Linked DNA regions of Homo sapiens: region 1 is linked to region 2. The links are chromatin loops, found by intact Hi-C in ENCODE. Cell type or tissue: HCT116. All regions are shown on one strand. Links, peaks and the distances in the headings refer to the core of each region. The heading gives the core; the rest is flanking DNA.

Region 1 (16,293 bases), core at 4,402-12,401, 300 kb before region 2:
TTCTTGGTTATAGCTTTCAATTTAGTTCAGGCAAAGCTATATATTCTACCATTACAAACTTACAAACTCTCACCATACCCAAAAGTTTGAAACCATCTGTTCTATATGGTAAGCATATAGGAAACCATTATTGTTAGATCATCCCACCCTTAACCCCACCCCAAAGAACCTGGAACTACATTTTCTCTCAAAGAGTCAACACATGATGAACATAGTTATCAATCTCCAGAAGTAATCAGCCTACTTCTCTGTCAACATACCAGAAGAGCAGAACAAAGAAATTGAGTAATTAAGACTTTGTAAAAGAGATTTGCAGATCTGAAGAAAGATCAGGTAAACTGAAAAAAAGAAAAAAAAAAAAAGGTCCACTTTGAGCCTGGAAGTTTCAGCAAGAAAGAATTCCGTGAGTTTAACCACTTTTGTTTATACCATATATAAAAATCTACTCAAAATCAATCATAGGCCTAAATGTACAAGCTAAAATGATACAACTTTCCAAAGAAAACATAAGCGTAAATTTTTTTGACTTTGGATTAGGCAATGGTTTCTTAAGAACAATACCAAAAGTACAAGTAACAGTAGAAAAGCTTAATTAATTTGACACCATCAAAATTTAAAACTTTCATGCTTCAAAGGATACCACCAAGAAAGTGAAAAGACAATGCATAAGATGGGGAAAAGTATTTGCAATCATAAACTCAATAACGCATTCAGAATATATAAGGAACACTTACAACTCAACAATAAAAAGACAAATAATACAACTACAAAATGGATGAAGGACTTTTTTTTGAGACAGAGTCTTGCACTGTCGCTCGGGCTGGAGTGCAATGGCACGATCTTGGCTCACTGCAACCTCCACCTCCCGGGTTCAAGTGATTCTGCTGCCTCAGCCTCCCAAGTAGCTGGGATTACAGGTGTCCACCACCATGCCCGGCTAATTTTTTGTATTTTTAGTAGATACGGGGTTTCACCATGTTGGCCAGGCTGGCCTCGAACTCCTGACCTCATGATCTGCCTGCCTCGGCCTCCCAGAGTGCTGAGATTACAGGGTGAGCCACCACGCCTGGCCAAGGATGAAAGATTTAATAGATGTTTTTTCAAAGAAGATATAAGTGGCCAATAATCACATGAAAAGATGTTCAATGCCATTACTTATTAGAGAAATGTAAATAAAACCACTATGAGATACCACTAGGATGGCTGAAATTAAAAAGATAATAACAAGTAATGAAGAGTATATGGTGGCTGGGCAAGGTGGCTCATGCCTGTAATCCAAGCACTTTGGGAGGCTGAGGTGGGCGGATCACTTAAGGTCAGGAGTTTGAGACCAGCCTGGCCAACATGGCAAAACCCCATCTCTAGTAAAAATACAAAAATTAGCTGGGCGTGGTGGCATATGCCTGTAATCCCAGCTACTTGGGAGGCTGAGGCAGGAGTATTGCTTGAACCCGGGAGGCAGAGGTTGCAGTGAGCGGAGATCATGGCGTTGCACTCCAGCCTGGGTGGCAAGACCGAAACTCTGTCTCAAAAAAAAAAAAAAAAAAAAGTATGTGGAGAAATTGGACACTCATACATTGCTGATGGGATTGTTAAGAAGATGTAGGCACTCTACCAAACAGTCTGATAGTTCCTATAGTTTTACATGTGACCCAGCAATTCCATGTCTAGAAATGAAATGAAAATACATGTCCACACAAAAACTCATATGTGAATGAATGTTCTTAGCAGCACTATTCATGGTAGCTGAAAATTGGAAACAACTCAAATGTCCATCAACTCAAGAGTGGATAAACAACATGCAGTATGTCAATATGATGGAATAGTACATGGGAATAAAAAGAAATGGAGTACTGATTCATGCTGCAACATGAATGAATCTGGAACACATTATGCTAAGTTCAAAAAGAAGCCAGACAAAAAAGAACATATATAATTTTATTTATATGAAGTGTTCAAAATAGGCAAATCCATAGAGACAATAAGGAGATTAGTAGTTGCCAAGGGCTGAGGGGAAGGGCAAATAAGAAGCGACTGCTAAGGGGTACTTTTTGGGGTGATGAAAACGTTCTGGAATTAGAGAGTGGTGATGGGTGTGTCACTTTGTGAATATATTAAAACCACTGAATTGTACAATTTAAAGGGGTAGATTGTGTAGTATGTAAATAAAGTTGTTATTTAAAAACAAAACAAAAACACATTTATGTTCAGGAAAGAGGGTGCGCTGATCACAATCCCTCTTAGCAGAAATGGTCAAAGAGATGGATGGCATCATTGTGTGGTGCTACCAGCCAACAGTATCTTCCAAATAACCTTCTTTGCTCTGAATCTGAATGTAATCTGGTTTCCCATTTAGGTTTTCTCACAAAAAATACACTTTTTATCAGTGTAAAAGTACACTTTTTATCAGCATTTTAGTTCCCTTTTATTCATGCATTTGATACATATCTTTGGGCCTCCAGTGTGCCGTGCACTGCAATATGCACATGGTATAGAGCAGTGAGTAAGACAGACATGGTCCCTGAGCTCACTATTCTCAAAGTGTAGTGGGAGGCACATAAAAAGGAAACAAACAAGGAAATAGTGTTATTTTTCATTATTTAGTGTCTCAAAACAACTTCTCTCCCTACCCAAAACCCTACCCTGACCTCACATAAGTTATTATATCTACATAATCCGTGTATCTCTGTATAATAATCTATGTATACAATCATATATATCAATATAGATACATATATAGTCTATTAATTGAGATAATATCTGTAAGCACTTAGACTATGCCAGGCACAGAGTAAGTGGTCAGTGACTATTATGATGACGGTCATTGTATGATTTTCTCCCAAAGAAGTGTTTGTATGAATGGTGTTGTGAGTAAAGATGACTTTAGGTCTTGGTTAGTCTGGTCTCCCTGGAGGGAGGGAGCCTCCTGGTGTCAGTCATCACAGAAAGAGGAAGGTGTCTGTTAGGTAACTGGGTATGTCTTAGGCAGGGGTGGTGGTGTTGCAGGGGACACCTTTGCTCTCTCCCCACTCTGTCCCTTGACCTCACTCTTTCAGGCCTGGATTTCAAGGTTTTTAACTTGTGTTTCCACAATCTAGTTGCTCTGAATCCTTGAGGGAGCTTTCATTTTTTTTTCTGAAAAATTTTTTTCCATAGGTTATTGGGGTACAGATGGTATTTGGTTACATAAGTAAGTTCTTCAGTGGTGATTTGTGAGATTTTGGTACACCCATCACCCACGGAATATACACTGTATCCCATTTGTAGTCTTTTATAGTCCCCCTTCCACCCTTGCCCCCAAGTCCCCAAAGTCCGTTGTATCATTCTTATACTTTTGCATCCTCATAGCTTAGCTCCCACATAACAGCAAGAAGATACGATGTTTGGTTTTTCCATTCCTGAGTTACCTCACTTAGAATAATCGTCTCTTGGCCAGGCGCGGAGGCTCACGCCTGTAATCCTAGCACTTTGGGAGGCTGAGGCAGGTAGATCAACTGAGGTCAGGAATTCGAGACCAGCCTGGCCAACATGGCGAAACCCCATCTCTACTAAAAAATATAAAAATTAGCTGGGCGTGGTGGCACACGCCTGCAATCCCAGCTACTGGGAGGCTGAGGCTGGAGAATCACTTGAATCCAGGAGGCGGAGGTTGCAGTGAGCCAAGACTGTGCCACTGTACTCCAACCTGGGTGACAGAGCGAGACTCTGTCTAAAAAATAAAAAAATAAAAAATAAGAGTCTTTTAGGGAAGCTTTTAAATAAAGATACTTGAACCCAAACCCAGGGGGTTCCTAATACAATAAGCCTGGGGTTAGAGTGCTTAGCGTCCTCCTAAATAGTAAGAGTTAAGGAAAGTTGAACAAAGAGACAGGCCCAGACTGAATCTACACCACATTCCTACTGATGGCTCCAAGCTCAAGCATGCAAACAGTATCTGGCAAGCCACATTATCCAACTCATGTTACTCTCCACAGTGTTGCTAAAGCTAATCAAAGATTGGGGTCCATACCCAGTCTGGCCAGAATAAAGGACTGAGAAGTTACAGCAGTGACAGGGAAGCAGTCAGTGGCCTTCCAGTAGCGAAGGAAGATTCAGGGCTGCCTTTTCCGAAACAGTTAATATCCCACGACTTATCGAGAGGCAGAGGTAGCCACTGAACCGGGGCTTCACATTCATGAAGTAGATTTTTGGGTTTGTAGTCACAGAGACACACTGAGAAGACTGGATATTTAAGCTAAACTACAATTTTTGTAACCTTGAATTGGTGTTTCTTTTTCTCTGACTATATTGAAAGTATTTCTTAAAATGTCTTTATTGTAATACCTAAGTTCTATTCTTTTTATTGTAAGATTGGCTTTCTTGTTTTTATTTCAGTATAGCTGTGTAATTTAGAGCAAATTACTTAACCATTGTGAACTTCAGTTTCTTCATCTATAAAAATGAGAGCAATGATGGCCGGGTGCGGTGGCTCATGCCTGTAATCCCAGCACTTTGGGAGGCCAAGGTGGGAGGATCACCTGAGGTCAGGAGTTCAAGGCCAGCCTGACCAACATGGTGAAACCCCATCTCTACTAAAAATACAAAATTAGCCAGGCATGGTGGCACATGCCTGTAATCCCAGCTACTTGGGAGGCTGAGGCTGGAGAATTGCTTGAACCCGGGAGGCAGAGGTTGCAGTAAGCCAAGATCACACCATTGCACTCCAGCCTGGGCAACAACAGTGAAACTCCATCTCAAAAAAAAAAAAAAAAATAGCAATGATAAAATTGATCACAGGAAGTTGTTGTGAGGATAAAATAAGGTGATAGATTTAAGACACTGAGCCTGGCAGATTATTAAACCCCTAATAAATGGTACCTATTAGGTGGATATTGTGGCTCACATCTGTAGTCCCAGCATTTTGGGAGGCCAAGGCAGGAGAATCACTTGAGGCCAGGAGTTCATGACCAGCCTGGGTAACCACAGTGAGACCTCATCTCTACAAATAATTTTTTAAAAATTAGTCGGGCATGGTAGCATGCAACTGTAGTCCTAGCTATTCAGGAGGCTGAGGCAGGAGGATCACTTGAGCCCAGGAATTCAAGGTTACAGTGAGCTACAGTCACACCACTGCCCTCTAGTCTAGGTGACAGAGTGAGATCCTGTCTCAAAAAAAAAAAAAAAAAAAAAAAAACAAACAAACAAAAACCTATTATTGGTAGTAATAGCAAATTTTTGAGGTAATAGTAACATCAGCAATTGAGCCACAAAATCCAGGATCTGAATCTGTCAAGCTGAGGACCAGACCTCAAGCCACAGTGACTTCATCCATGCCAGTCAGGCAGCAGGCATTGTTCTTAAACTTCTTTGTTGAGTCTTTAGCTAAAGACTTTAGTAAGTTTTTTGTTTGTTTGTTTGTTTGCTTGCTTGTTTGTTTGTTTGAGATGGAGTCTCTCCCTGTCACCCATGCCAGAGTGCAGTGGAGCGATTTCAGCTCACTGCAAACACTGCCTCCCGGGTTCAAATGATTCTCCTGCCTCAGCCTCCTGAGTAGCTGAAATTACAGGCTTAAGACACCACACCCAGCTAATTTTTGTGTTTTTAGTAGAGTCAAGGTTTCACCCTGTTGGCCAGGCTGGCCTCAAACTTCTGAGCTCAAGCTATCTGCCCGCCTCGGCCTCCCAAAGTGCTGGAATTACAGGCATGAGCCACTGCGCCTGACCGGTGTAAGTCCTTTATTTATAAAAAATGAAGCCATTCATATTAGTTCTCACAAATTTCAGAGTAGTCTTTTTTCTAGATATAAGGATGGATGGATGGATGGATGGATGGATGGATGGATGGATGGACAGACAGACAAAAGATAGATAATCAATAGTGGAAAGTTTAAAATATTATAATCTGAATAGTTTTGGTTTACCATGCCAAATTTCACTATCCAGTCCTCCAACAAATGTTTATTGAATGCTTATTACATGCCAGACATTTTGCTAGGTGCAGTGAATTTGATAGTGGGCAAAGCCAGGGATGCCCTCTGCCCTCATGAGACTTCAAAAACAGAACATCCCAGTGTAATTTTCAGGGCTGTAATATATTGAGGCAGTGACCTGTATGATGCATTCATTTTTCAGTGTTTAAATCCTTTAAGGTCCTCCAAGAACCAGCATCAAATGATTGCTAGTCCTAATTTTCCTGGGCATAAATCACTCCAAGCGTAAATTTCCCATGTTTTGGAGATCACGTGTCCAGGTTTTGCTGGGTGTCGTTCATCAGTGCCCTGCGGTGGGAAATTTATAAAACCATATTCTGGGTCACAGACTCCTCGTGTCAACAATCACTTACAAGGTCATTTAGGCCACCCTCATGCTCCATGAGGGAATGCTCCCATTATGTCTGAAAGTGTTCTTCCAGCTTCAGATAAATACGTTTACCTGCAAAAAAAAAATCATTGCTCTCAAAAAGTAGCTTTTCCCTGACGGCATCATGCTAATTACTTGGAATGACTTTCCCTCAGTGAACATATTGTCATAAAATGATAAATTCCCTGAGGCTAACATTTATCATTTTCCAGACCCTGGTCATGGACCTCACCAGGCTTCCTCAGTCAACTCTACTAAACAAATAAAATTAGATTCATGACATTTGAAAAGGCAGCATGATTACAGTCATCACTTAGAAGACAATGGGGCAAAAGACTGCTCAAAAAATTAAAAAACAATGAAATCCACAAGCCCAGACTCCAGCCAATCCAAAAGATTTAAAATGAGACATGTAAGGTATATGTGTGTGTGTGTGTGTGTGTGTGTGTGTATTTATATGTACATATGTATATGTGTGTATATGTGTGTGTGTATATATACACACACACATATATAAATTGTAAACTAAATTGAAACAAAAAACATTAAGAAAATTTTAACTCTGGTTTCAATTTAAATCAAGAGAGAGAAGGTGTTGGAAAAAATGATCAAATTAAAGCAATTGGGAAATATTTGCTAGGATTACAGAATTCCAAAATGAGCACGAAGCCCTGATTCAGGGCCTAATTGCTCCTGATGGCTGCACTAGACCATCACTAAATTCTCCTTTGTCAAAACCTCTAGTGAAGAGTCTTAAGTGAGAAAATGTAGGGGGGAAATGAAGTGAACTCTTTAGTACTGAATGATTTCACTTTAAAAGAAATCTCCATGTGCACTTTTAAAAAGGTAGTCTGTATCCTGTCAGCATAAATATATGTTCTATAAACCTGCAGTTTGTATTATTAGAAAGCACTGAGCTTAGTTTTTATCAAGTCATTTGAATTTTTTATCCATTTACTCACAATCTTGATAGGGCAGACAATTATTAGACCAAACACAAAGTTAAACGGACCTTCCTAAGTGCAAGAAGCTATTAACTTTTTGCATTTGATCTTGGGTTCTCATTTTAACATGCAATGTAGACATTTAAACACCAGAGGACAGTGTGTGAATGAAAACAAAGTTCAATTGCTATTCATCTAATTCAATTCATTTACTTACTACATCAAAGTAAAATCTTAATTTTAAGTGCTTTTCCCCCCAAAGACATTTTATGTCATTTCATGCTTCAGAAATTAAAAGTAGAGGTTGATAGAAATGTGAATCATGAGACCAACTAATCAAGTTAATTTGAATCATAATGGAAATTAGAAAGATTAATTTCATAAGCAATCATTAATAATGGAAGCTCTCATGTACGAATAATCAAAGCTTTAAGTATTATATGGTAATTAATTCATTACTATGGGTTACATATTTTAAAATAGCTCAAATCTTCCTTGCTTTGGTGTGCTTTTTAATAGCAATCCTTAGGGAAGAAAAGTTAAAAGGTTTCTTTATGAAAGTTTTCTGTATGTGTTTCTTAATGGGCAAGCAAGAAAGTTGAATTAAATTCTACAATAAATAGGCTTGCTCATTTGGTAACAGGCCTTCTTCAACCATAGAAGAAGTCAATTGTCAGACCTTTGTGAAAGAGTAGAAGATTGTGCTATTGACAAAGAAATAGCCTAAGGTGGAAGATTAATTATATAATTTTGTTGTCCAACATTGCAACTAGTATTTTGTTTACATTTAATTTCATTTAAAAAGGCATTTGACTTGGGGCTTGATTTGGAAAGTGGTCTTGTATGCTGTCACCATTTACATCAGTACGCATTCAAACGTTCACTGAATAGTCACATTTCTCATTTGCAATGCCCCTATACTTTTCCCACATTCAAATTTATATGCAAAATACTTGTTATTATGAGTCGTCTACGCAAAAATCAGGCACAAATGGACTTAGAATGTACTTTTAAATATTACCTCTTCTTGTCTTAAGGAATGTTTCAGTATTATCATTAAAGAATTATGAAAACTGTTAGTATATTGTTTCTTATGATAACATAATCTCTAGAATACAATGGATTCCTATCATATTAAGACATATCTTCTGTATAAACCTTCTCATATATATATATCTCTTCTCATATATATAACATCTCCTTCTTCCATTTTTCTCAGTTTTCTAGGTGATCTGGATTTGCCCTGGTCTTGATAATACTTTGACTATAATATTTGACTTCCACAATGCTAATTTTATTCATTCCTCTAGCCAACAAGTACTGATGTCCCCCACATTTTTTTTTTTTTTTTTTTGAGAAGGAGTTTTGTTCTTGTTGCCCAGGCTGGAGTGCAATGGCGTGATCTGGGCTCACCGCAACCTCTGCCTCCCGGGTTCAAGCAATTCTCCTGCCTCAGCCTCCTGAGTAGCTGGGATTACAGGCATGCACCACCATGCCTGGCTAATTTTGTATTTTTAGTAGAGACAGGGTTTCTCCACATTGGTCAGGCTGGTCTTGAACTCCTGACCACAGGTGATCCGCCCACCTCACCCTCCCAAAGTGGTGGGATTACAGGGTGAGCCACCGTGCCCGGCCTGGTGTCTCCCACATTCTAGCCACTCTTTCTAGTACTGGAGATACTATGGCAAATAAGGCAGACTAGATCTGGAGAAAGTTCTACAAAGAAGCTTGCAAGGGCTCTGTGCTTCTCTAAGAATCTAAAAGAAGGCTATTACAACTGGCCCACCGAAGTGAATAAAGGAGAAAGTGACAGATGCTGTCAGATACCACAGAGTCTTGGCAGACTGGGTAAGGGGCTTAGAATTTACTCTGACTGTAATAGGAAGCCACTGGAGTTTTTTAAGCAGGGAAATGGTTTGAACTGATTCCCCTTTTAAAGTATCCCTCTGTTTGAACTGATTCCCCTTTTAAAGTATCCCTCTGCCAAGGAGGCAAGTGCAAAGGTAATGGCAGAGATAAAATGGTGGTTGTACTAGGATTGTAGCAGTGGAAATGATGGGAAGCAGGTAGACTCAGTGCATATTTGAAGGTTGGAGTGACAGGGACTTCTTTCTTGATGGGCTAGCCATAGCGTGTGAAGGACAGAGCAGTCAGTGATGGCTACTGGGTTTGCAGCTGAGAAGTCTGCGGGAGAGGCAGGTTTGCTTGGGGTGAGGGGTTGTTTGGGCCATGATAAATTTGAGGTGATTATTAAATATCCAAGTGGAAAAGTTGAGTTGGCAGCTGGATGTAGAATATGAAGCTCAGGCCGGGTGTGGTGGCTCACACCTATAATCACAGCACTTTGGGAGGCTGAGGCGGGCGGATCACCTGAGATCGGGCGTTCCAGACCAGCCTGACCAATATGGAGAAACCCCTTCTCTACTAAAAATACAAAATTAGCCGGGCGTGGTGGCAGGTGCCTATAATCCCAGCTACTCGGGAGGCTGAGGCAGGAGAATTGTTGAGCCCGGCAGGGGGAGGTTGCGGAGAGCCAAGATTGTGCCATTGCACTCCAGCCTGGGCAACAAGAACAAAACTCTGTCTCAAAAAAAAAAAAAGAAAAGAAAAGAAAAGAAATATGAAGCTCAGAGAGGAGGTCGCAGCTAGATGACTAGATATAGAGCCTCATGAAACTTATCAACTAACTGGAAAAGAGAGAGTTAAGCAAATAGTATGAGTAATAGATAATTCTTTTCTAGAAAAGAGAGTACATCTGACACATAAAAAAGAAAAAAAAAGAGCACAATGGGAGGAAAGCCGTATTTAAATTGAAGGATTCAAGACAGCCTCTTTGAGAGTGAAAACTCTGAAGACTTCTTTAGCAGCATTGTATTTAAGAGTTAATGACCTCAGATTACAGACCAGACCTTTACCTGTAAAATGATAATTGCTCAGGGAAATAGATCCCTAATTACATGCACCTTCTAATTCATAGCAGCACCCTAGATCATTTTCCTACCAATTACAAATATCATCCTTCATAAATATTATATGGAGCATATGCTCGCACAATGGACTATGACCAAGTGGCTAAGCCCTGGTTGTCAATTCTTTAATTTTTCTCTTGTTTGTAACTCTTTGTAGAGAAAAGAGGGGAACAACAGCATCAATGAATAAGGAATGATATATATTGAAGTAGCCTGTATCATATGCTTAAACTCTCCCTTCCACACCTCTCAAAATTCCAAGTTTTCTTTTCCATTTTGAATACCCATTATTATCGTAAGTTAAAGCCAGTATCTCAAACTTCATTTTCCAATTTCTCTTTCTTTCTTTCTTTCTTTGAGAGACTTAAGCCAAGTTCTTCCTGTAGTCTGTCAGACTGTTCACAGGTAACAGCACTCTCCTGTGGCACGAATTGCAGAACAGCTTGCTGTAAGTCTCGTCTGTCACATAATTCATTATCAGAATGTTTAATATTTTTCCTCGGGAATAAGAAGTTGTACTTCAGGAAAAAAAATAGAATAACCTCCCAAATAATGGTTCATAATCTTCTTAAAAAGCCAACCTTGGCAAGGCTAACATTGCCATTTTCAAATTGATTTGTTCTACCTAAGCTCCTCGCCCAGAAATTACTGAATACACACACACACACACACACACACACAAGTACAAAAATGTTCCTAAAACAGACTAAATGGTATGCATGTATTTTTAGGTTTTGGTTTATGCTCCCCTTAGATGCTGTCACAGAGGATCTAGTTGAACAATAAAAATATTAGAAATGCAGTTATTTTTACTGAGTTGATTGGAGCAAGCAGTTTGTAGTCTCAGAATGTAGCAAAGCTACCTAGACACTGTCAAGCTGGTAATCAAATACTTTCTTTACTAACATCTTAGTTTCTAAACCATAAAACTTGACTATTAACAGTTTCTTTCATTTCTGTTTCAATGGATTATATCCTATTTGGACTGGATCATTCCCACTGAGCCTCTGACTTCACCCTTTTGTTTGATCTCCAGCCTCCAACCCCCTTCCTGACAATCCTTCTGCCCAACTCGACCAGATTATGCTTCCTAAATTATCTCTTTGATCACGTCACTTTCTTGCTCAAAAATATTGGTGGCTCAGTATTTCTCCATGAAGTCCAAACCACTCAATGTAACACCAGCTGGCATCTCACTTCTCTCATAAACACACCCTGCAGCCCAGCTAAGCAGAGGTATCCACCATTGCTGTGCCTCATTTGAGAAGAACTTCCCCTCCACATCTTTGTTGAAGTTTTAAGCTTCCTTTAAGGTCCAACTTAAATGCTGTCTTCAAGATGATCTCTCTGATCATTAATTCTTCGAAAACAGCTTACACTCTCTGTAGCTATCAGTAGAGGGCTCCCAAAGTGACACCTATTAAGTGCCATGTACTCTTGCATTATGGGTCCTGCATTTGCATCATTGTTTGTTTGTTTTTTAATCTTTCCCACTAGAGTGTAAGGTCCTTACATTGAAGCCAGCCTCTATCTCCTTGTTTATCACTATATACCCATGGTATAGCACAGTATCCAGCACAAAGTAGGTGCTCAATAAATATTTCTTAGCCCAAATTACTAAGTTGTCTGAAACTTTAGTAGTGACATTAATTTTAGCCTGATCTAAAGAAGCACTGTTTTTAGAATATTTACACTGACAGCAAGTCTTCTTACTTCCTCTCTTACTACATTTTTTATTAATTAAAATTTTTGTGGTTTATGCTGTGCATTTTTACGTTTGCTTACTGTTGTCATGTATTCCATGAGAACAAGCAGGCTGTCTGTTTTACTTATGTGTTTATTTATTTATTTTTATTTTATTTTTAGATGGAGTCTCACTCTGTCACCCAGGCTGGAGTGCAGTGGTGCGATCTTGGCTCACTGCAACCTCCACCGCCTGGGTTCAAGCAATTCTCCTGCCTCAGCCTCCCTAGTAGCTGGGATTACAGGCGCACACCACCATGCCAGGTTAGTTTTCGTAGTTTTAGGTGAGATGGGGTTTCACCATGTTGGCCAGGCTGGCCTTGAACTCCTAACCTCAAGTGATCCACCTGTCTCAGCCTCCCAAAGTGCTGGGATTATAGGCGTGAGCCACCGCACCTGGCCTTGTTTTATTTTTAAAAAGAACCATGCTTGACAGGTTTTTAGATTGATCCCCAGCCCTACTGCCCAGTAAACCAATGGTTCAGCAATGGTAACATAGAGACCTTCAGCTTTTCAGCCTAAGGCTTTCTATTTTTACCCGCTACAAGACTTAGCTTGAGCCTTGAGAGGAACTTACCTTAGTTTTCTTAAGGGTCTGTAGCCAATAATGTTATCCATATGTCTTTTTAAAGCCTTAAATGGAATTGATGCAAATTCACTAGTATCCATTTATCTCAGTTCTGCAAAACCAAGTTAGTAGAGCCATGCAGCCAAGGTCATACTGTTTATTCCAGAGACTTATTTCCCCCATGTGCCTTTTCGAGCTCCCACAAAGGACTACTAGTGTTATACTTGCCCAAAGTGAAAGCACAACATGAGATTCTTGTAGTAATCTGTGTTCTCCTCCCTCTCCTTTCCCTTCCCCGCTTGCCATTCCTCCTTCTCTCCCCACCCGCTCAGTCATCAATGAGTTCCGTTCTGTCCCCACTCTAATAACTATAAATGACACCAATGCCCAGCAAGGAGCAAAGGTCAAACAGCTCTCCTGTATTCTTTATTTTTCTACCAAGATTGCAGGATTTATGTGGCAACAAAGAATAAAGAACTGGGCAGCAAATACAAATTTGTAAATTTTAAGAACAGAGAGCTTAAAACACAGTGCCCATCAGAAAAAAATATACATATATTATAATTGTTTCAAGTCTTGAAAAAGAAGTAGTCTTTGCTGTGGTGAGCAGGCAAATAACAACAACAGATTCCTGAGGGAATGTGATAGGCTTTTCCTATGATAGGCTTTGAATCAAATAAGTACAGGTCATGGATTTTCAAATATTTTTCTAGTGTGTCCATTACTTTCCAAAAGGTCCATCTCTCTGCTGTTGCTGTTGCGACAGCTGCCAGGTTCTCCAAGCAGAAGGAGGGAGAGAGGCTCCTGCAGCTTCCCCAGGGCACTCGACCCCTCCACCCACACACCTTCATAAAACATTCAGAAACCTCTCTGCTCAGTTATATGTGCATATACCACTGCACAATAACTGTCCTAACCACATGTTATCCCAAATAACCTCAATGGCACTGTTATGACAGACTACGAACAAGGCATGGGGACTCAGCCAGGATTATGTAATAGGGTTTTGGCCTGTCTTGAAGCCAGGAGTGATTATTTCTACTAATAATAGCTATCATTTATTAAATTCCCACCAGGTGCCAGCTGCTTTATATATGAAATAATGATGAGAGGTGGTAACATTTATTGACTTGCTCATTATATGCTAGGTACTGTTACAGATTTGTAACATGTATTTTCTCATTTAACCCCTACTCCCCCCAACTGCTATATATTAATTTTTTTAGCTATATATTAATTTTTTTATTATATAAAAAAGGGCTATATATTAATTTTTTTAGCATCAGTAAATAGATGAGGAAACTGAGGTGCAAACAGTTTAAATAACCTGCCAAGGTCACACAAGTAGTAAATGCTGGAGCTGGGACATGAAGCCTGGAAGCCCAACTCCAAAACCACACCCTTAACCATCATGTTAAATTATCTTCCTGGTTGAGTTACTTTTAATCCTCATCAAAACTCTACTTTATACCCAGTTCATATGGGAAAACTGAGGCTCACAGTTGTTAATTAATGTAGGTAGTAGCTGGGGTTCTGTTCAGTGTCATGAGACACCAAAGCCTGGGGATGTGGGGTACAGAGCTCTATCACCCCAGGAAGTTCTGTGGCTGTCTAGCCTTGGACAAAGGAGTTAAGTCGCTGAAGTTTTCTTCAAGAGCTTCCACCTTCTATCTTTTCCATGTTTGATCCCCTTTCCATCTCTGAACTCTCCCTGAGGCCCATCGCCCCCTGCCACCACCCCTACCCTCCCGTTATAAAACTCTTCTTTGTCTCCTTCCTGAAGGGGCCTCTATAAGGGAACTCATAAATTAGCCCTTCCTAATTTTTCATGGTATAATATTAGCACTTTAGAGTGCTGACTCTGCTGAAAATGCAAATCTCAGGCCACACAGACATAGTGGTCCTGACTCGGTAGAGCTGGGTGGGGCCCAAGGATCTGCGTTTTTCAGTAAGCACCCCATGATTCAGATGTGGGCAGCCCAGCTTGATTGACTCTAGTGCAGTATGTCCACACCTTCTGACAGAAGATTTGCATCATAGAAAGGGATTTTATGTTGGGGATTTGAGGTCAGGGCAAGTGAGATATTAAAGCAAAAAGACCTTCGGATTTTGTTTTTGTTTGTTTGTTTTGGGTTTTTTCCTTTTTTTTTTTTTTTTTTTTTTTTTTTTTGAGACGAAGTCTCACTCGCCCATGCTGTAGAGCAGTGGTGCAATCTTGGCTCACTGCAACCTCCACTTCCCAGGTTCAAGCGATTCTCCTGCCTCAGCCTCCCAAGTAGCTGGGACTACAGGCATGTGCCACCACGCCAGACTAATTTTTGTATTTTTAGTGGAGATGGGGTTTCACCTTGTTGGCCAGGCTGGTCTCAAACTGCTGACCTCAGGTGATCCGCCCGCCTCGGCCTCCCAAAGTGCTCGAATTACAGGCATGAGCCACCATGCCTGGCAGGCCTTTGGGTTTTGTTTTCCTCTGGCTATCATATTGGTCAGATTTGGGTATATATTTTACTTATGTAAATTTTAAAGTGAAGGCCTTTCAAATACTCTTCTCTTAAATTTAAATAATTGGTCTTTTAAAAAGACAGAATAAAATTTAAAAGTTCCTGTTTATTACCAAAAAGCTTACTAAATAATAACTTTTCCTTTATTTGGTCATTGAATATACGCATATCTCACACGTGAAATAAACAGTGTTGGAGTTCCTTTTATGCTGAAACCAGGCTTCTTTCCAGGTGTTTCAAGGGGTGTGTCCTGAGGAATAATGTATAGTTTTTAAAGACACAATTTGTTTTTTTCTTTTTTCTTTTCTTTTTTTTTTTTTTTTTTTTTTGTGAGTCTCACCCTGTCGCCCAGGCTGGAGTACAATGGCATGATCTCAGCTCACTGCAACCTCCGCCTCCCGGGTTCAGATGATTCTCCTGCCTCAGCCTCCCAAGTAGCTGGGATTACAGGCACCCACCACCATGCCCAGCTAATTTTTGTATTTTTAGTAGAGACGGGGTTTCACCATGTTGGCCAGGCTGGTCTCGAACTCCTGACCTCGTGATCTGCCTGCCTCGGCCTCCCCAAAAGACACAATTTCTTTACCAATACCTTAAAAGTTATGTTTTGAAAGAATTGAGCATTTTTCTCTATAGTATTTCCATGAACTTTCTTCCAACAAGATTCAGCATGAGAAAGTTTAAAATACTAATGATAAGAAAATATATAGAAAGTAGAAAAAATAGAGGATTTTTTTTAAGCTCAGAAGTTTGAACATGAAGCATTTTGAACCATTAGACACCACACAAACAACGAAGAGTCCCACCCCAAGGGGACTTAACAGTTGGCAAAGACAACCATAATGTCATAAATAAATTAAGCTAGAATAAATATGAAGGCATGCCCTACCTCTTTTATTTTAAGTGCAGAGCTTTCTTGCAAAATTCTTATTAGTAATAAATTCCCTTTGCTACCATGGTGACCTTATAGTTTAAAATGTTCAGTTCTTTTTTCCAGCCAACTTAGGATGTGTTCTGAAGGTTTTATCTGAACTTTTTTTCCAGATACTGTACTTTTCTGGTTGGCATTTGCATAGTGATTTGCATAATGTTATTCCTGATAAAGCTCTGGTTCTCTGAAGAAGAAAATTAGCAATTATTATTTTGCCACGGAATGAATGATAGCTCAGAATGTTAGCTACCAACCTCGTTTAAAAACTTTTGAAACAGGGCATAAAAATAATATGAAGA
Region 2 (16,293 bases), core at 4,071-12,070:
ATTTCATTGTTTTCATGCACACAGATGAGATTTGAATTATGTATTTTTAATGTTGTATTAAAAGCCTATTTCAAATCCCTCTCAATAAAAATAGTTACTGCTTGGGATGGTTCTGACTCTCAGTGGAGTACAGTAACCTTCATTTGCATCCTTGAACAGGGCTCTGCAGGAGAGAAATCCTTCCAGGGACCTCATTTGGAACCCTCAGCAGGGGTAAAATTATGAGTGAAGCAAGAATTTCTTTTGTTTGTTTTTCCAGAAAAGAAAAGAGAGATGCTCTGCAAAATGTTTTACTAAAGAAAAAAAAAAATATATGGTTGCTTTTCTACCTCACCTCCTGCCTCGGTAGTTAAAGGAAAGGACAAAGAGCCAGGACTTTACCTTAACAAAATCTCAGGAATCACAGAGTTCACAGCACCCTCTCTGGGCCTCAGTATCCCAATCTGTTAAAGAAGATGCAATATCCACTTCATAAAGTAGTTTAAATAAAACGTAAAGCCCTGGAACAAAACCTGGCACATATTAAGTGCTCAGTAAATATTAGTTTGTGTTAAAAATAGAAATGACCTTCTATAATGTTGATTGTAAGAATTAATATTTTGCTGTTAGAATTTGTTCTAGATAGCTCAGTAATTATACAAGACTCTGGGGGTGGGGGAAGCATTTGGTCTGGCACTTTCCATAGCTATTGTATCTTCCAGCAAACACCTGTGATTGCTTACTGTTTATGAGCTACTCTGCTAGGAAAGACAGAGGCCAGGATCCAGGGCCTGCTGTCTAGGTGTTCACAGTCCAAAGAGGGAGTCATTCCTAAACCCGTCATTGAAATGCAATATGGCAAGTTCTGTAATAATAGTAATTACACTTATTATTTATTGACTTTCTGTCTTGGGGTGGGTCAGCACTTTACAAATACTGTCCTACTTTGCTCTCACAGCAACTCCATAAAGTAGGTGTTATTATTACTGTTTCACAGATGAGGAAATGGGTTCAGAAAGGCTAAATAATTTGTCCAAGGTCACATAGCTGGCTGGCAGGGCTGGAATTAGACTTCAGCTGTTTAAATCCAAAATCTATGTTCTTAATCATAACACTACTCTTCTTCCCTTAAATATTACATATAAATAATAATATATATTATTTTATTAAAATAATGAATATATTATTGTATACAGATAGCACAAATATTTGGGAGCACTGAAGGACTAGCTGGCTAATTCTGCCTGAGGGACTATAGGAGATCGTCAGTGAGGATGTGACATTTGAGTTAATCAACAGAACTATTTTCATGGATATATCACGGATCAGATTCAAGTATATATTTTATTTGGTTTCCCTCCCTACCCAGCTGCCAGAAACCTGAATTTCAACCTTTTTTAATTGCAATACATTTTCAAGTTTATTTCACCTGTGTACTATATTTGGTCATGGTATACACTTGGTCAGTGAAACTCTAATAATAACATCTTCCCATTTTCAGGAGAAAATGAAAATCACACACACAGACACACACACACTCATTCACTGTAGTATATCAGGGATTTCTTTAAATAACAAATTCCAATAGATCATGATACACTTTTATGAGGCATATATAATGATATACACCAAAATGTTAACATTGATTATTTCTAATTTTACAGGTTCTGAGTTTATGGGTACAATTGTTTACTTCTATATTTTGCAAGTGTTCTCAATTAAACATTTATCACTTTTGCAATCAGATTATCCATGTATTTCAAAACAGGCAACAAAACCTCCTAGGTGTTGTCCTAAACTCAATGCATGTTCAATGCAATCAGCTACAACTTGTCTACATCTCCAATAACAAGTTCCCTGAGGACAAGGACTACATCCCCAGGAAGAGGTAGAAGTAAGACCTTGCCTGTGGTGGTGCTTGACAATATTTATTTCTTAATGTGAAAAATGAATACTTGGGGAAAACTGTACAACTTATAAATGAAATCAGAGCTGAGAAACCCTTGAACTGATGTTCTAGTTAATAATGTATAAACAAAACAATTATTCACATCCTATTCCATAGGATTTCTCTCAAAATGTGTCTTGTTATGTACAAAGTGCTTAGTAGAAAGAAAAGAGGGCTACTCTGGAGCCTTGAATATCTTGCAGTCTAGCTCTGGAGACCAGACATGAATGCAGGAAAAAATAACTAGCAATATGTGTGTAGAATGTTAATCTCTGTCCACAGACTCAAGTGGGCAAGAAATATGAGTCCATTTCTAATTTTAAAAAGGTGCATTTCTTTAATACAGAAAATAGTGAATGTCTACAATTCATATCAGGTTTAGATTCATCTGAGTGGCAGAAATGTAATCCTAGGCAATTTAAAGACCTCCCTCTCTCTTTTTCCATGGTGTCAGGCCTAAGTTTGAGGGGATCAAATGCTAGGAAAAATAGACAGGTATCCAAGTTGGCATCTACTGAGATCTGTTGTCCCATTGGCCTGCAGGGATTGAACTACTCAGACTGCTGCTTGGATGGGCCTTGCACCCATCCAAAGGGCTCCTTCTGGTCCAGTGACTGTCCTTGCTGACAAAGTTCTTCCTGAGGCCCCAGCATGTCACTGGGCCTGGGGTGGGGTTTGAGGGGCTATCCAAGGGCCTTCAGCAATTCTGTGTTCTTCATGAGCATACAGGAATCATTCCCTAGATGCACATCAAGTTGGGCTGGGGGCACTCTGTGAGGCAGCCTCAGGCCCATGCATCTAGACAAACTCCATAGCCACACCCCATAGCCATTTCTATTCTGACATCTTGAAGCCTCTTCAAGCTCTCTGTGCAACTAGGGGCAGCAATCTCTACTTCCCTCCTGAGATTACTGTTGTCTCCCAGCCAAAACAAACCAGCAGCTCATGGTTTTTATTTCCCCTCTGATAGTCAGGGACACTTACTACTCTTGACCCATCAAATGATCCTTTGCAGTGGGAAATCTTGTTCCTGCGTCATTGCGTATCCTCTCAAATCTACTAACTTCTCCTGAGAATGCCTTGTTCCCTGTAGGCTTTATATATTTGAACTCAAGTCAGAGAAACACTTCTTTTTTTTCTCTGAGCCAGTGGATGGCCCATCGTCTAGCTGCAAAATGGAAGAAAGGCCATAGGGTTACAAGAAAATACACACAAAATCCTCAGCTAGTAGGTTAAGCCATCTTGATACCAATGAATGTTCAATATACTCACAGAAGAGATGGGCAGGTCTAGACTTGAGACAGGCTCGGGCCTGCTGAGAAACTGACCTTCTCTTCACTTAGTCTGGCAGCCAATACTCAGAAAGTGCAGGGGTTGCTCTGCACTCACTGCTTGTGTACAGGCTTGCATGTGGTTAGAGTTTCCACAATGGTCAGGCAGAAGGAGAGACCGGAATAGAATAAGGCCTCTTGTAATTGTGGAAGAGGCCATCTGGCTCTGGCACAACACTCATTCCGTGGCAGAAACCCCAGGGGAGACTTCAGGGCGTAGCAAACCTCCAAACCTCCAAGATGTGTTCCTTCCTGTTTTCTATCACCATCTCTTTAAATTTTTGTCTTCTTCACTACCTGTTGTATCTGTTCGTGTCCTTCACCCATTATGACATACATGAAAAATGTCACAGAAGCATAAAGTTTAATGAATATATTTTATAAATATTAATATAAATATTAATGTTACTTTTAGTAGGTTCAATTAATGACTTTGGGCAAATTGCTTAACCCCTTTATTTGTCCATTCATTTAACAATTATTTATTAGGCACCTACTATGTGCTAGGTACAGTGCTAGTTGTTGGAAAATAACAAATAGCAAAACCTACATAACTGCTACTCTTCTGGGGCTTATACATTTGTGGGAGAAACACAAAAATATTTTTTTAAAAATCACGCAAACACAAATAACTTATAATGATTGCTGTGAAGGAAAAGTTCATGGAGCCACTCTGAGGGAAAAGGAGGCTCTTTTTGAGGCAGTGACATTAAGCTGATACCTAAAGACTGAAGGTTGAGTAGGGGTTAACTTGATAAAGCTTTTGTGCTAGGTGAGGGCGTTAGTATTTTAGGCCAAGAAAACAGCCCTTGAAAAGACCAGTGACTGGAAAGAAGCATCATGAGGCGAGGCCAGAAGGAATGAGCAGGCGTTATAGACCATGTTAAGGATTTAAAAAATCTTTTTCCACAGAGCAACTGGAAAGTTTTATATGTAAGCATGACATATCCAGACTTGCATTTTAAGAGATAACTGGTTGCCGCGTCATCATTTCTCCTTCATTTCAGCCACCCATTCTTAGAGCCACATCAACATTTCACATCAAGAACTCAGAAATCTTAGTCTCTGGACACAACCTCCTATTCCATGGTTGTAGCAATTACTCCAGGAGTTCTGGTTCTTTAAGTTTATTGACACCTCCAGTAGCTTCCTCACTCTATTGTCTAATACTCGTCAGTCCCTGATCCCTTCACTTTTCTCTCTATCTAGCTAAGATCCTGTGGCCATCACTTAAACCACTCTCATTAATATCCGAAATTACCTTGTCCCAGTATTGTTTCTATGACATCCACCCAGAAGAACTCTGTATTATCCATTTTCACATTGCTAAAAAGATACTACCCGAGACTGGGTAATTCATAAAGGAAAGAAGTTTAATTGACTCACAGTTCCACCTGGCTGGGGAAGCCTCAGGAAACCTACAGTCATGGCGGAAGGGGAAGCAGGCACCTTCTTCACAAGGCAGCAGGAGAGAGAGGAGTGAAAAGCCCAGGGGAAATTGCCATTTATAAAACCATCAGGTCTCATGAGAACTCCCTCACTATCACGAGAACAGCATGGGGGAAACCACTCCCACAATCCAATCACCTCCCTCCAGGTCTCTCCCTCAACACCTGGGGATTGCAATTTAAGATGAGATTTGGGTGGGGACACAAAGCCTAACCATATCAAATCCAGTATGTAGCAGAGCATCTGGCACAGAGCAGACACACAATAAAAATGTGTCAGTGAATGAATCCAACTATATTCAGCATTTATCATCATCATTTTCTCACGTTACATTTAGCCTTTCAACTCATTGCAATCTGGCTTCTGCCTTTAGTGTTCCGTAGAAACTGATCTTGCTAAGGTCACCAATGGCCTCCTTGTCCCCAAGACCAAGAATATGTTTTAGTTCTCATCATCTTTGACTTTTCAGGAGCTTTCAATACCATTGACCACTTCCTCTTTCTTTATTATTTTTGGGGGAGGGCACTGAGCCTTCTGATTTTGCTCTTGCACCTCTGACTATTCTTTCTGTTTTCATTACTGAGTATTGATCCCTCATCTCTACTAATGTAGAAAATGGTGAGGTTCCCTAGAGTTGTGACCCAGGACATCTTCTTTTCTCACTCTTCACTTTCTCCCTAGAAGGTCTCATCATGCTTCAATTTATAGCTATGGTGACAACTCCTAAATCTACTGAAACAACCCCAGTCTCCTTTCGAGCTCCATACATAGAAGTACTTTCTTAACAGTTTCTCTTGAATATGTCTTTGGCTTCAAACTCATCCTATCCTGAAATGAGCACATTAACTTAAATTTCCAAAACTGCTATTTCTCCAATGTTCTCTGGGTCTTGGGAAATGGTAATACCATCAACACTCTTGTTTAAGTCAGATACCTAGATTCCTCCCTTCCACACATCTAATCAACAAATCTTGTCAAGTCCACATGCCTTAAGAGTCTCTCAAAGCCATTTACTTCCTGCCACACTGGTTCAGGCTACCATCATAATCAGGCTGAAATAATACAAAAGGTTTTGCCTTGGACGCTCTCAATACAGTCTTACCTCACCAAACTAGCCTCTTTATCTCCTCATTTCAGTCATAATGATCTTTTCTTTTAATGTTTTTAGAGACAGGGTCTCATTCTGTCACCCAGGCTGAAATGCAGTGGCATGACGATAACTCATTGCAGCCTCAAACATCTGGGCTCAAACGATCCTCTCACTTCAGCCCCCCACCCCAAATAGCTGGGACTACAGGCATGTGGCACCACACCCAGCTAATTTAAAAAAAAATTGTGGAGATAGGTTCTCATCATGTTGCCCAGGCTGGTCTTGAACTCCTGGCCTCAAGCTATACTCCCACCGCAGCCTCCCAAGTTGCATAATGACCTCTTGAAAAGTGCAGTTCTTAGAGTAACAGCATCTGATGTCACTTTTCCATTTAAAACCCTTTAATACTTCCTCCTGCCCAGTAAGTAACCTCTCCATCTGCCAGCCTCTCTGTCCCACTTTTTCTCCCCTTCAGGTACACTGGACTTTTCTCAGGTATTTGATTTTAGCAGGCTTTTTTCCACTTTAAGACCTGTGCAAATGCCAGTTCTTTTGCCTGGAATGCTTACCCACTTTCTTTTTGCTTCATTACCTGATTCTCTACAACCACTTCCTCTTGGAAGCCTTCCCTAACCCCCCATACTAGGTTAGGTCCATCTACTTTACATTCCTTTGTACATTTGTAATTGTTTACTTTTATGTCATTATTTATTTATCTTCCCTGCTACATTATATGCTTAATGGGAGTGGGGATAGGACCTGTCTTGCTCATCTTTGCAGCAAAAGCACCTAGAGAAGTGACTAAACTGGCTCACTGGAGAGGCTAAATCAATATTTCTTGCTCTTATGAGTAATCTACATCTAGTAAATAGTCATAGCTTTACTTTACCATTTAAAACTGAAACTTGGTAGGGTGCAGTGGTTCATGCCTATAATCCCAGCAATTTGGGAGGCTGAGGTGGGAAGATCACTTGAGGCCAGGAGTTCAAGACCAGCCTGGGCAACATAGCAAGACCCCATCTCTACAAAAAATAAAAATTAGCCATGTGTGGTGGTTCATGCTTATAGTTCTGGCTACTTGGGAGGCTGAGGTGGGAGGATCACTTGAGCCCAGGAGTTCAAGGCTACAGTGAGCTATGATTGTGCCACTGCAGTCTAGCCCAGGTAACAGAGTGAGACCCCCATCTCTAGAAAATAAAAAAACAATAACAACAAAAAAGCCTGAAACTCAAGTTCATCTCTTTGATCATATATTCTGAGCCAAGTAAAATTTTAATTGCATTTTAATGCCCAGCTACTAAAGGGTCACATAATTAATTCCATTTCATAGAACATTTATCTGGGCCCTCTGTGAGCAGAGAGGACTGTTAAACCAGGCAATTGAAAATGAAGTAGGTATAGTGATTGTCCCCATTTCACACATGAGGATCTTGGAGCACAGAAAGGTTAAGTAACTTGCCCAAGTCATACAACTAGTGACTGGTAGGCCTAGGATTTGAAGAAACCTGTATTTGAATTTGGATTTGAAACAGAACCCTACATCCATCAACTACACCGTACTGCTATGCAGCTGAGAACTTCCTCTCCTTTATAGCAAAATAGGCAGGATGCACTTGTGGGTGTCTGACAGCTCCTCAACTCACCCTGGATAAAAAGCTGTAGGCCCAGGAAACTAAAGGTCAGTACTTGAATCTTTTTGCCAAGGGTGCTGACAACACAATCAGAAGTGTTTCCCCCTCAACTTCTGCCCCTCATCTAGAGGGATGAGTGCCACCTGGTGGACATAGTTTTGCGCTATCTTAACTCCTCCACAATACGACGTATTTAACTGTGAATGTAGCTCCAACATAAACATCCACGTAGGAATGAACTAAATAGACTGTTATGCATTGATAAACTTAGGCACTGTGATGGGCTTCTGAGGGATGAATTCCTCTTTTTTTCTCTTTCTGTTTGCATTTAATTTTTGTTGAGTCTACAATGAAGTTTAATTAAAAACAAATAGAAGGGACTTTTTTTGTCATCGCCATTCAGCACCTTTGTCTTTTTTAACACTAAGAGAGGAAACTTATAAGCAAGTAGACTTAAATTATCTGCCATGTTTTCTTTATTTGTAAAATGGGCTGGTAGTGAGGGACTGTATAAAATGATGGGACAGTGCCCAGGACACAATAAGCATTCAGTAAGTGTTGTCTATTATTTTTATTATCCCACAGAAAAATGGGATTCCTTTCTAGAGGTTAAGACAAAGATAAACATTTCGATTTCTGGGATGCTCCAGCATTATTCCTTTTGAAAACAAAGATAGCACAAGAGAGAAGCTTAAATATTACAACTAGGCATCAAATTATGGATTAAAGTTTTCATTTATTCTACATATATTTCCTGATTCTCTACTGTATGCTAAGACAGGCTGGAAAGCAATGGTGAGGGACAAGGGTTCATCCCCCCAAATAACTTAGAGTCTAGAGACAGATTTTATTTGCCACCAGAGGTGACTAAGCAGTTTTATGGGGAAGGTTAGTGAGAGATGAGGTCACAGTTGTAGTTGGAGAGGTGGAGTTTGTTCCTAGTAGTCGTGGTTAATGCTCCCCCTCCTCCAGAGGCATCCTCCCTTTCCAGGTAATTTACTTTACCACCTAAAATTCCTCTCCTTTTCAACAACTGCCAACTAATACATGCCAAGATATTAACTATTACCTTTTAAGCTATTACTTAGTTACATAATCCTTCAAAAGAGTATCTGGATTTTAAGAGAGGACTCTAGAAGAGTTTCTCACAGTCTGGGCTCCCAATAAAAAGACCACCAAATGTACTTTTTGACCTTAAAATTTTTAGTTAAAAAGTTAGCTCAACAAATACACAAACAAAACCCTCAGGTAATAGGTGAAGCATCTATAACCTGGTCTACAGGATGGTGGCCAAATATTCATTAGAAAAATGAAATTAACAATGAATTTTAGTAAGTGGCACAATTTCATGTACTAGTAGATGTGAAAGGGCTTTAAAAAGGAAAAAAAAACCTATGCAAATACATTATATTATTTTCCCCACTGCATGCATAGTCATGCTTGCAATGCCATGGATATTGAGAGGTTCAATTTGGGACCTTAGGTCCAGATATCATGGTTATAATAAAATTCAAAACCAAACTAAGCTAAACAATCATATAAATGACCAGTCATATAAATCATAGAAGTCATATAAATGACTTCCATAAAAAAAAAAAAACAGGGTTGCTTTTATAAGATAAATACTGCCCAAATTTCTGAAAAGATCTCTCTGGATAAAGCATTGGGTAAAAGATTTAATTATGCCTCTGTTACTTTTCAGTACCAAACAATAGATCACAACTCATAAACAGCTTTCTGTTCTGATTTAAACATTAAAATGGTTTTTTTGTCATTTTTGTCAGCTTATCTGTCTGCTTCGTGTCTTGTCCTTCCCCTCCTCCCCATCAATCATCGGGAGGTTAAAAAATTTTAAAATACAAATAAAATATTCAGAGGAGAAAATGCCAGAGTACAAGTATATATTAAAATAAAATTAATGGCTGGGTGAATAGGGATGCAGAAGAAATATGTGCCAACCCATAAAAGTGGCCACTAAATCCCGAATGCATTATGTCTTGTTAGGATTAGGTCATAGATCTAGGATCAAATAATAGATGCTAAGATCTCATTTTTTAAAATCCTTCAAACCACCAAATCCCTTTCTTCACTAGGCTCCCCACCCCAAGTTTTTGAAAATTTCCACGGGGGAGAATGGGACAACGGAGTCACAACCATCAAGTTCTCTGATCACAGTGACCCACACCCTCCCTCCTTTTTCCAATCAGTTCAGCTTTGGGGGAGATGAATAGATAGAGGACCCTGTTATAAACTGTTTGACATTTCCCCAAATTGCCCAGTCCCTTAGGAAAGCATTGTGGCATTATCAGGGTGCTGAGTACAGAACTTTTACATAATAGGCACTAAATAAATGTTAGTTTAATGGAATTAAATAGTCTAAGAGGCCTACAGCCAAGTGATGATATGCAGAACCACTGGGGCCTGTTTGAATCCCACTACTGCTGAATGATGCTAATTTATCCTAGACATTTTATCTCCTAGCGACTGGGTTTCCTAGTCTGTAAGACAGTTTGTTCAACAACCAGTCTGGTTTGAACTAAAGAAATTGCTCAATTAAATAATGATTTTGGGAAGTGAGAAGAGTATTGACTCTCCAAAGATGGCTTAAATTAACCTGACATTTATTGTATTCCACCTGCATTTTCACAAGTGATCATTTTGTATTTTTTAAACTCCTGCTGTCTAGCTGTTTTTGACCCAGCAAGTTGAACCAGTTTCCAAGTCTAATTGGCAATAACATGAGTGTCCTCTTGGCTGGAGAATGCTTCTTCCAAACCATTCTGCTTTGCTCAAATTGCCCAATCCAGGTCAGCTTGAGGACTTGGGGAGTACCCAGACACCCACTTCTAGTGAGTGACCTTTTTGAGCCAACCATAAATTACAAGTTAATTGCTCTAGTCTCAATAAAACTGGCTAATTCAGTCTCTTGTTTTAAAGTTTAAAATCTCCCTTAATGTAGATAGCATTAAATTAACTGCATTTTGCAGATATTGCCCAAAGTGTTGGGGCTTTCCAAAGTTACTCTGAAAACAGTAGCAATATTGTACAGATTAATTACAGAAATATGGTGAGATTTTTGTTTAAAACTAAATATGGGGAAAAGCTGGGTGTGGTGAGCTTAAAAAACAAATTCAAGACATGGCCTAGGGAGAAAGACTTGTTTTATAGTTAAAAAACCAAGATCTGCATATTGGTTCAGCTGCCTAGTTGGATCATAAAATACCACACCTTGAATACTCTTCAAAAGTACACAAGATGGCTTTTACCTACTAGTCTTTAAAAGTCACCGTGCAGATCTTCTAGGATGAAGACCTATGAGTTGCTTTTCTTTGTTCCCTGGAAAACACAGGGAACCACTAGCACAACAAAGGTCAAAATACAAACTATTTGTGTCAATAAACTAAACAAACACTTTCATATTTCTGCCATAAGAAACATTATAAAGGGCAGTTTCTAAAGGAGCTCTTACTAAATAAAATATATTACTTTAAAATAATTCCTTGATTTCAGCAATTCTGCCTTTGAAATAGATCATAGCCATTCTTCACTTTCCCTGCTTAATCGCTCTCCCCTCCTTAATCTAAATGCTTCAAAACATAGTCTTTTCTAGATTCTAATTCTGACAATCATCTGCAAGGTGTCCCTTCCTCCAGGCTTGCTCCTGTACCCATCTTTTTTTCCACAAGGCTGCCACAAATCAAAATCTAAAATTCAAAACCAAACTAAGCTAAACAATATGCTGTTAGTGGATATATTCATATGAAATAAGACAATTCTTCAAAAAGCAAGGGAACAATGAATACAAAGTATAGGATTGTACTAACCTTTTAGGGGAGACAAGGAGATGACACAGGGAAGAATCATACAAATAAAGCAATGAAATGTTTTCATTCTTAAGTTGGATAATAACGTTCTACTTCTTATACTGAATAATGAGTTTGCAAGTATTCGTTCTACTATTCTGATTCATATATGTGATATCCATCCTTTTAAAAATAATCCAATATTGCCTGATAAACTATTTTAAGTGAAGTGAGTTAAAGTTGATTTTTTAAAGTGTTAAGTAAACATTGGTACAGATATTGTACAAATATGTGAAAGTGGAAATTATATGACCAAAAATTAGGAAAGGTTGGCTTATGGGAACAAATGCATATTTCTTAGACCATAAAAAGTGCAAAGTCTGGTTCAGGTTCACTTTCCCAACAATTTCCTCTCACTGCCATCCTCCCAAACATACCACACAAATCATAATCTTTCATGCCTCTGTGCCTTTGCACATTCTATATCTTCTTACTGAACTATCTATACTTCTCTGTTGAATGGACTCCTACTAATACTAGAAGACCCAGCTTAGACATAACCTTCTCCAAGATACTGACACGCCATACTTACTTCCCTCAGGCAGAGTTATTTCCGCTTTACATTTCCAGGGCATCCTCTTTGTTACCCACCCTTTGTTATTGTACTCTGGCACCATATGTTCACTTTCTGTTTGCTTATCAATCTCTCCATTTAAACAATAAATTCCTTAAAACCGATGCTTACTCAACTTGGCATGTCCAGTATGTAGGACAGAACATGATATTGGGAAGGTGTTTCTCCATAAACAGCTGAGGAACTGATTTCAATTAATAGCCTAAAGTGCATTAATAAGCCCTCCTCTGCTTGAGTTGCACTCATGACCCTCAGCTCACTTAGCCTTCCAAAGAATAATCAGAGTGTGGTCAAAGACAAGTAAACAAGCACATTAAAGAGAAGAAAGATTAAAGAAACAAAATGCCACTGAGCCCAGCATGCTCAATGCTAGAAGCTGCACCAAAGAGGGACTGAAAAAATATCATTGAAACGCACACACTCCCACTCTCCATGGGTAGGTATGCATACAGAAACTACTGGAAACTGCCATCTATAACCTTAGCTTATAGAAACTTTCAGACCCTTAGTGATTGAGGGATACTGGAAATGGGGTAGGGGACTAGCAGAGAAATATAACAGAAGAAAGGGAGAAAAAAATATGAAGGCTTACCACCAATGCAGTGAATAGTCACTCTCCACAGCAATGCAGAGTAAGAGAAGTTGGCATGAGCTTCAGCCACATCAGGAGCATTGACCTTTGAAGCACACATTCAGAGAACAGTGATGCCTGCATTACTAGACTCAATGGATTAGGAAAAAGCAGTGGATTAAGGGAAGATTGTCTTGTAGGCCCTTTTATTTTCCTCCATCATTTATTCAATAATGACTTACTGAGCACTGTTGACAGGCACAGTACAAGTGCTGGAACAGCCTAAAAATTAAGATTTAGTCCTTGCCTTTCATAAACTCACAACCTACTGGGGAGAAAACTTGACATGTACATAAATAATTACAAAACAAATTAGAATGTGATAAATATCCCATGTGAAGCACAAACAAAGAGATTTGGAAACACAGGAGAAAAAGCTAAGTCTTGATTTAAATATATTGACAAGAAAAGGATAGATAAAGGAGGTGACATATTATCTGAATATTGAAGAAGGGATGGAACTTTAACAGAAGTAGAATGACATGAGATGTGCAAGGGAGAAAGAATAGTGTGAGCATGGAGTAAATTCTGAAAACTTAGTTCATAGTACACCCTTATCCTTCTGGAAGAGTTAGTCCAGAAATCGTTGAGTCTGTCCCAAATAACAAATACTCTTATTCTATATAATACCTCTTTATAATACTTAGGGGAATTAGGCCATGACAGAGAAAAATAAAGGTTGTATACCAGCCCCACAATTGTGTGTTGTAGCAAAAATTATATATTGCTAAAGATGTGGGCTTTCAGCATTGTGTGCAATACTAGGAAACACAAATGTGAAATTGCTTTTTAAAAAACTTATTTTGAAAAGGACTTCAGGGGTGTGGGATTGGATTAATGATAATTCATGCTTCATGACAAACTCTTCTTTGGTTAATGTATGGAAACTCTTATTTATTATTTGCTTTTAGTTGGATAGTTATTTTTAATAATGTAATGAAATTTCTGCTTCTGGCAAAAGTGTCATAGTAACTGGTACTGAACTTGCACTCTGACTGTGAGCAACTAGAAAACTGAACATGATGTAGAAAAACAATACCTTCAGATATTGGAAAATAAGCAGCACATGTAAGTGATCCCTGAGGAAAAGAAATCAAATAAAGTGGTCCTATGATCATTCTGGCTTTCTATATGGAGACACACTCTGGACCATGCCACAGGTAGGAGAATCCAAACAAAGTACAAAGATCTCATGAAGTTGAGGAGACAGAAATTGGAAAGAAAACAAAATCCAGACATACAAGAATGTAGAACAAAAATGTCCAGCATCCAATAAAAAATACTAGACATGAGAAGCAGCAGGAAAATTTGGCCTATTCCCAGGGATAAAAGTCACTGGAAACAGAATAATAGTTAATTTCTTGTCAAAACCATGAGCCAGAAGATAACATCTCTAACCTGCTGAAAATCAAAACATAATTTAACATGTTGAAAGCAAAAATATTGTCAACCTAGAGTTCTATACCCAGCAAAAATATATTTCCCAAATGATGGCTATGGCTATAATGAAGTAACAGGGACTGGGTTGCCCTCCTGCATTAAATCACTAAAAAAACAGGCAAATATATATACTTTGATGGTTTTTAGACACTGAACAATAGTCAGGGTAACCTCTGTGATTATTTCAGAACGAGATTCCAGGCCATAGTGTGGGGAGAAAAAGCCCAAACTGAGCCTTGTGGTATGAGACTCCAAATGCAGTCCCCAATGTGAACATTAAAATGATAAGAAGATAAATACAAGATATTTTAGAAATCAAAATTAAACTTCTAGGAGTGAAAACTATAATACATGAAATGCACATTACTGCATGGGATTACTAAGAGACAAGATACTTCAGAAGAAAAGGTTAGTTAATTTGAAGACAGAACTATCCAAAATGAACTACATGGAGAACAAAAAGACTGAAGAAAAAAATAACAGAGTATCATTGATCTGTGGGACAATATCAAGTTTTCTAAAATATATGCAATTGGAATTCCAGAAGGAGAGGAGAGACATGGAGAGACAAAAAAGTTTAGAGAAACAATGACTAAAAAATATAAAATATAGTGAAAAGTATAAACAATCATATTTTAAAATTGCATCAAACACAAGCAGAGTAAACAACAACAACAACAAAAAACTACACAAAGGCACATTATAAAGTTCTGAAAATCACTGACAGAAAACCCTAAAACTTAAAGTATAATAATAATTTTAAAAAAAAGGAAAAAAAGAAAAAAAAAAGAAGAGTAAGCATAGAGGGGAAAGAAGACATGGAAGCACAAAGATAGAAAACAACTGACTCATTGTCAGAAACTACATAAGACTAAGAAAATGATTTGACATCTTTAAAGTACTGAAAGAAAAAGAAAATTGTCAGTGTAAAATTTTATATCCAGAAAATCAGACCAACAAAACCTGAGAGAATTCATCACCAGCAGATAGATGTTCTCTACAAGAACTGTTAAAGGAAGTTTTCTAGGCAGAAGAAAAAAAGAATCCAAGAACAGATGGGATAAATAGACTACAAAGACAAATAAATGTAAAATTATTTTTAAATATTAGTAAACTACATTCAGTCATATTTTAATCATATTTTTAAAAGATAATACATCATGAAAAAGTAGAATTTATACCAGGAATGTAAGTATACTGTAACATTCAAGAATCAATAAATGCAATTCACCACATAAGTGTATTAAAAAACAAACCATATGGCTGTCCCAATAGATACAGAAAAGGCATTTGAAAAAGTTCACCTTCGGGCCATGATAAATATAGTCAGCAAACTAGGAATAGAAGGGAACTTCCTCAAATTGATGAGGGCCATCTACAAAGAACCTATAGATAACATCATTCATAATGGTGAAAAACTGAATACTTTCCCACTAAGATTGGAAACAAGGTAAAGGTGTCCATTGTTACCATTTCTAATTAATATCATAATGGAGGTCCTAGCCAATGTAATAAGGGAAGAAAAGAAAATCAGAGGGCTACAGAATATCAAAGGAAGATGGTAAAACACACATGCACAATAACTGTCTGCATAGAAAACCCTAAGGTGCCTAAAAAAATGATATAAGGATTATATTATAAGGCTACAGTTACTAAGATAAGTTTGTATTTGTGAAGGGACAGACAAATTAACCAGTGGAATAAAGAGCCTAGAAACATCCCTCCACGTGAATCAAAATTTGATGATGGCAGAAGTAGTATATCAGGTCAGTAGGAAAATAAAAATATGCAAAAAAGTGATATTATATTCCTACTCTTACCACATACAAAAATCAACTCAAGATGGATTAAGGACTTAAATTTGAAAAATAAAACCTTAAAATTCATATTAGAAAATATAAATAAATATGATTTAGTCCTTAGGATAGGGAAAGATATGCAAGATTATTCAAAAATGTCTGCTACAAACATTGATCAGTTGTATTAAAATTAATATATTTTGTTTATCAAAAGATATCTTAAAATAAAAAGAAAAATGTCAAATTGAGAAAAGATACTTGCAATAGACACATTATTAGTATCAAGAATACATAGATTCTACCAATCGACAAGAAAAAATACACAAAATAAGAAAAAGAAATGATAATAAAAGACATTTATCAGAAAAGGAAACAAATACAAACATACAAACATATGTTTAGTATCATTAGTGATGAGAGAAATACCAATCAAGAATGCAATAAGATACCATTTTATACCTATTTGATTGGCAAAAATACAAAATAAATGTTATATTTTCAAGCAATAAGAGTCTAATGTATTCCAGTTTGGCTGAAGGGTAGTATGTGTTTTACATA

What was found. Hi-C counts contacts between places; a loop is a spot of excess contacts. Peaks named below come from ENCODE experiments on the same cell type or tissue, not always from the same donor. Only the 100,000 strongest peaks of a DNase experiment are listed, where the experiment ranks them.
Region 1: a loop joins it to region 2, with 8 times the contacts of the local background. A loop is called at or near these places in 22 of 110 quality-filtered maps.

What each region holds. Positions count from the first base shown.
Region 1 is chr2:191,512,942-191,529,234 of GRCh38, reverse strand. It overlaps LOC107985833 (a long non-coding RNA gene), which reads right to left and starts at 12,643. Exons shown (of 3, transcript XR_001739229.1): 1 at 12,572-12,643; 2 at 6,322-6,410. In HCT116, for the core only: a CTCF peak has its summit at 7,414 (motif pointing right); a DNase peak (open chromatin) is centred at 7,414.
Region 2 is chr2:191,209,769-191,226,061 of GRCh38, reverse strand. No RefSeq gene overlaps it. Among named protein-coding and RNA genes, the nearest start is that of MYO1B, 27 kb to the left of the region's middle. RefSeq lists an enhancer at 5,108-5,277. In HCT116, for the core only: a CTCF peak has its summit at 7,581 (motif pointing left); DNase peaks (open chromatin) are centred at 7,561 and 8,301; H3K27ac peaks cover 1,071 bases.